Linked DNA regions of Homo sapiens: region 2 is linked to region 1. A link is a loop called in an ENCODE intact Hi-C map of the cell type or tissue named here. Cell type or tissue: OCI-LY7. All regions are shown on one strand.

Evidence for each region. A loop is a pair of places that touch in the nucleus more often than their neighbours do. Peaks named below come from ENCODE experiments on the same cell type or tissue, not always from the same donor. Only the 100,000 strongest peaks of a DNase experiment are listed, where the experiment ranks them.
Region 2: a loop joins it to region 1, with 2.7 times the contacts of the local background. A loop is called at or near these places in 4 of 110 quality-filtered maps.

What each region holds. Positions count from the first base shown.
Region 1 is chr17:68,018,587-68,021,086 of GRCh38, reverse strand. It overlaps TRR-CCG2-1 (tRNA-Arg (anticodon CCG) 2-1), which reads left to right and starts at 1,118; the gene lies at 1,118-1,190. RefSeq lists an enhancer at 627-1,200 and a silencer at 1,146-1,265. In OCI-LY7, CTCF peaks have their summits at 797 and 998; a DNase peak (open chromatin) is centred at 1,036; H3K4me3 peaks cover 1,654 bases; H3K27ac peaks cover 820 bases.
Region 2 is chr17:68,084,453-68,086,952 of GRCh38, reverse strand. No RefSeq gene overlaps it. Among named protein-coding and RNA genes, the nearest start is that of LINC00674, 16 kb to the left of the region's middle. In OCI-LY7, CTCF peaks have their summits at 902 and 1,105; DNase peaks (open chromatin) are centred at 622 and 1,072; H3K4me3 peaks cover 1,332 bases; H3K27ac peaks cover 1,852 bases.

The DNA.
Region 1 (2,500 bases):
CGCCTGGCTAATTTTTTTGTATTTTTAGTAGAGACAGGGTTTCACCACGTTGGCCAGGCTGGTCTCCAACTCCTGACCTCAAGTGATCCGCCAGCCTCAGCCTCCCAAAGTGCTGGGATTACAGGCAGGAGCCACCACGCCCGGCCGGCTTAGCCATATTTTAAACAGACTTGTGAAGAACAAGTGTTACGTGTCTAAGAAGAAAACGAAATTGTGTATTTGTAAAAATCACAAATGCAGCATCTTTACATGCAACAAACATACAGATAGTGTGCATGGCACCAGAAAGTCTCCAAGTCTTTACTCAAAACTTAACTTCAGGATGTTGGCTGAGGGAAGGGGGAAGCCAAACCCGTACTATTTTGCACTTAGGGACTTTGTTATGTTCATTTTCCCTTTACTCCAGAGGGAAAGAAGAGTCAGGGGGAGGAAAACGGCTGAAGGTGAATGGCCGTAGGGACAAAGGTCAGATTTGAAGTTCTCGTGGGGTGGAAAAGCCTGTTCACCCAGGAGCCCAACAGTTCCCAGCACATAACAGGTTATCACATTAATCTCTGCTGAATAAACGCGGGAAAGAAAGAGAAGACAGGGACAAGAAGGTTGGCGGGAGAGGGAAGCTGCGGGAGGATTTCGCGATCTGCAGTGGCTCCCAACGCCGCCTGCCCTGCAGAGGGTCCCGGGGAGCTTTGTAAAATGAAGACGCCCAGGTCCGCCCCAGTCAACTGAACTAGAATGGGATGGGGCAGGCACTGGAACCTTGTTTAAAATTCCCCAGGTGAGCCCAATGGACAACTGGAGTTAAGAACGCTTGAAGAACCCGACAGGAAGGATAGCACCCAAACCCGGCGGGGTGGATGCCATGCAGTTACCGGGCAGGAGAGCTCGGAGGGTCACGCGCAGGCCCTCCGGGGCCCTTGCGGCCGCTCCGGGCCCATGGCGCAGCGCGCGGGAAGTCCAGGCGGCCGACAGGGACGCAGAAAAGCGCAGGCGCGCGCCGCCGCCGCTGGGGGCGGCTGCCAAATCACTTGCCTCTCGGCGCGAGACCGCGATGCGCGGGGGCGGGAGCGTGATGATGGCATCGCGTAAGGAGAGGGTGTGAGAAGCCGGATCCTGTGGTGACCCAGTGGCCTAATGGATAAGGCATCAGCCTCCGGAGCTGGGGATTGTGGGTTCGAGTCCCATCTGGGTCGCGTGAGATTAGTTTTGGTGGAAGAGAGGGCGATCATTGGACAGTTGATTAAGAGATGGTTCTTGGCAGCTATCGTTATCACAAATAAAGAGGTGCTTTTGAGAGTTTTAAAAACACTGTCAGCGAATGGGTACTAAAATACGGTCAGACCTAGTGTTCGGTAGCACAGTAGGGTAATTATAGCTAACGGTAATTTACTGTATATTTCAAAGTAGCTAGAAGAAAATATTTGAAATGCTCCTAACACAAAGAAATGATCAGTGTTTGAGGTGACAGCTATCCCAGTTACCCTGATTTGATCATTACACATTATACGAATGTAACACAATATCACTTGTTATTCGGGGTGGGGTGGCTCACGCCTGTAATTCCAGCTCTTTAGGAGGCCAAGGCGAGAGAATCACTTGAGTCCGGGAGTTTGAGACCAGCCTGGGCGACATAAGGAGACGACACCACCCCCAACCCCAACCTCCCCAGAAAAAAATTTTAAAATTAGCAGTAAGTTATAATATGATTGGGCCACTGCACTCCAGCCTGGGTAACGGAGCGAGACCCTGTCTCAAAAAACAAAAACAAAAAAATTCAAAATCAATATGAAGTATCAATCTTTAAAAAGAATTTAAAAACCAGGCCATGGCTCATTCCTGTAATCCCAGCACTTCGGGAGGCCGAGGCGTCACCTGAGGTCAGGAGTTCGAGAACAGACTGACCAACTGTTGAAATACTAAATAGAAAAAATTAGCCGGGCGTGGTGGCGCATGCCTGTAGTCCCAACTACTTGGGAGGCTGAGGCAGGAGAATCGCTTGAACCCGCGAGATGGAGGTTGCAGTGAGCCAAGATTGCGCCATTGCACTCAAGCCTGGGCAACAAGAGCGAAACTCTGTCTCAAAAAGAAAAAAAAAAAAAATTAAAAAACCAAAATGGCCGGGCACGGTGGCTCACGCCTGTAATCCCAGCACTTTCGGAGGCCGAGGCAAAAAACACTGTCATTGAGAGCTTGCAAGTGAACACGAAATCTGACCCCTAAAAAGAAATATTTACTTAAAAAAAAAAAATTCTTGGCTGGGCACGGTGGCTCACACCTGTAATCCTAGCACTCTGGAAGGCCGAGGCAGGCGGATCACCCGAGGTCAGAAGTTCAAGACCAGCCTGGCCATGGTGAAACCCCGTCTTTACTAAAAACACAAAAAATTAGCCAGGCGTGGTGGTGCGCGCCTGTAATTCCAGCTACTCGGGAGGCTGAGGCAAGAGAATCGCTTGAACCGGGGAGGCGGAGGTTGCAGTGAGCCGAGATCACGCCATTGCGCTCC
Region 2 (2,500 bases), 66 kb before region 1:
AGTGGCCCAGGGTGCCAGCTCCCTTTCCTGGGCCTCCCGGGAAAGGAGAGGGAGAAGGTTGAGGGAGCAAGAGGGTCCCAGGGCTGCCTCCAGGGCTGGCCTGGCAAGTTGCAGCTCTGCCCCTGGGGATTTCCCTGCAGCCAATGGCTGTGGAAGAGGAAAGGAGAGGACCTTTTGATGTGGTGGAGAAGCATCATTGTAGAAGAAAGAGGAATGAGTAACAGGTTGGCCAGGGAACCATGGTGGGGCATGGTGGCTCCTGCCTGTATTCCCAGCACTTTGGGAGGCCAAGGTGGGCCGATCACTTGAGGCCAGGAGTTTGACACCAGCCTGACCAACAAGGTGAAATCCCTTCTCTACTAAAAATACAAAAATTAGCCGGGCATGGTGGTGAGCACCTGTAGTCTCAGCTACTTGGGAGGCTGAGGCAGGAGAATCACTTGAACCCAGGAAGCAGAGGTTGCAATGAGCCGAGATCGTGCCACTGCACTCCAGCCTGGGTGACAGTGAGTAAGACTCCGTCTCAAAAAAAAAAAAAAAGTAAAAGGTTGGCCAGGGAGCCTTGCTGGCCTCCTGAAGGCAGCCAAACATTAAACACACCTGCAGTCACAGAGTCCAGCTTAAGAAAGAGGCAGACCAGGAAGTGAAAGTGAAGAAAGAACGGGAGGAGAGATGGGTGGGGGCGCGGATCAAGGCAGAAAAGGGAGGCAAAAGGCAACGCTGCTAGGGACAGAGAGTGGTGACGTGCCAGCTTCTGTTCGTTAAAACCCTGCTCTGGACCATGAACACTGCTAGGCAATTTTGTTATGACAGCTCCTTGCATCCTCCCAGCATTTTACAGCTAAGGAAACTGAAGACCATGAGGTTAAATTCTTCACCCGAGGCCCACAGCTAGGGATTAGCAGAATCAGCATTTAAACCCAAGGCTGCCTGACTCCAGTGTCACACCCAAACTTCCTATCTCTCTGTTAGCAGTTCTTAGTTGCTGGGGATTCAGACTCTATTTTGTTGCTTGTATAGTTCAATACTCCCCACACTGTGGCCACATTGCAGCCTGCAGAGGCAATAAAAGGGAGGGGAAGGCATGCATTTCCTCTAAGGGCACAGCCCAGTGGCTGAATACATCATTTCTTCTCACACTTTACACACTGGAATGTAGTCATAAGAGCCACATCTGGGGGCAAATGGATTATAGGTGAGCCTAAGAGGTTGCTCCCCTCGGCCCTTCAGGCAGACCTGAGATAATGGGTGTCTCTAGCCACAGGGAGCAGGTTCATTACCCCAGCACACCATGCAAAGGAATGACTTTCTCTAGGAGTATCGTCCTGTGCAAAAATTGGGCTCCACTGACTTAGAAAACTAAAACTAGGTGGCCTAGAAGTCTGGAAAAAGAATAGGAAAACATTCCCATGGTGTTGTCGGTGGGAAAAAATGGATATCAAGGACAAGAGTGATGGTCAGGCATGGTGGCTCACATCTGTAATCCCAGCATTTTGGGAGGCTGAGGCAGGCAGATCACTTGAACCCAGGAGTTTGAGACCAGCCTGGGCAAAATGGCAAAACTCCGTCTCTACAAAAAATATTTTTAAAAATTAGCTGGGCGTGGTGGCATGCACCTGTTGTCTCAGTTACTCAGGTGGTTGCAGAGGGAGCCTGGGAGGTCAAGACTACAGGGAGCCAAGATTGCACCAGCACTACTGCACTCCAGCCTGGGTGACAGAGTGAGATTCTGTCTCAAAAAAAGAGTAAAAAAAGGACAAGAGTGTGAAGACAAACTCCATCAACTTTCACAAAAAGATAATCATCAATACAGGGACATTTCTGCCAAAATTAATTGCAACTTGGGGAAACCCTTCTTTAAATTGGTGAGAAAATAAGAAAAAGGCCTGGTGCAGTGGCTCACCCCTGTAATCCCAGCACTTTGGGAGGCCAAGGCAGGTGGATCACCTGAGGTCAGGAGTTTGAGACCAGCCTGGCCAACATGGTGAAACCCCATCTCTACCAAGAAATGCAAAAATTAACTGGATGTGGTGGCACATGCCTGTAATCACAGCTACTTGGGAGGCTAAGGCAGGAGAATTGCTTGAACCCGGGAGGGGCAGGTTGCAGTGAGCCGAGATCGCACCACTGCACTCCAGCCTGGGCGACAAGAGTGAAACTCCATCTCAAATAAATAAATAAATAAGAACAAAGATTTTAAAATCCTAAATAGTATATATATATATATATATACACACACACTATATATATATATATATACACACACATATTATATATATTTATATAAAGTGAATTCATTAGGGAATTTTTAAAAATTAAAATGATCAAGTAAGATTTATCTCAGATTAGCAGGGGTTACTACAACGAAGGACATCCCCTCAAAATAGAATCCTGGAAAATGTGTAGTGGGGATGGAATGGGTCAAGTGCAATCAATGGCATTCAGTGGCATTAAAATCACACAAATTATCAGCAGTGGCATGGGATGAAGGGTAGGTATA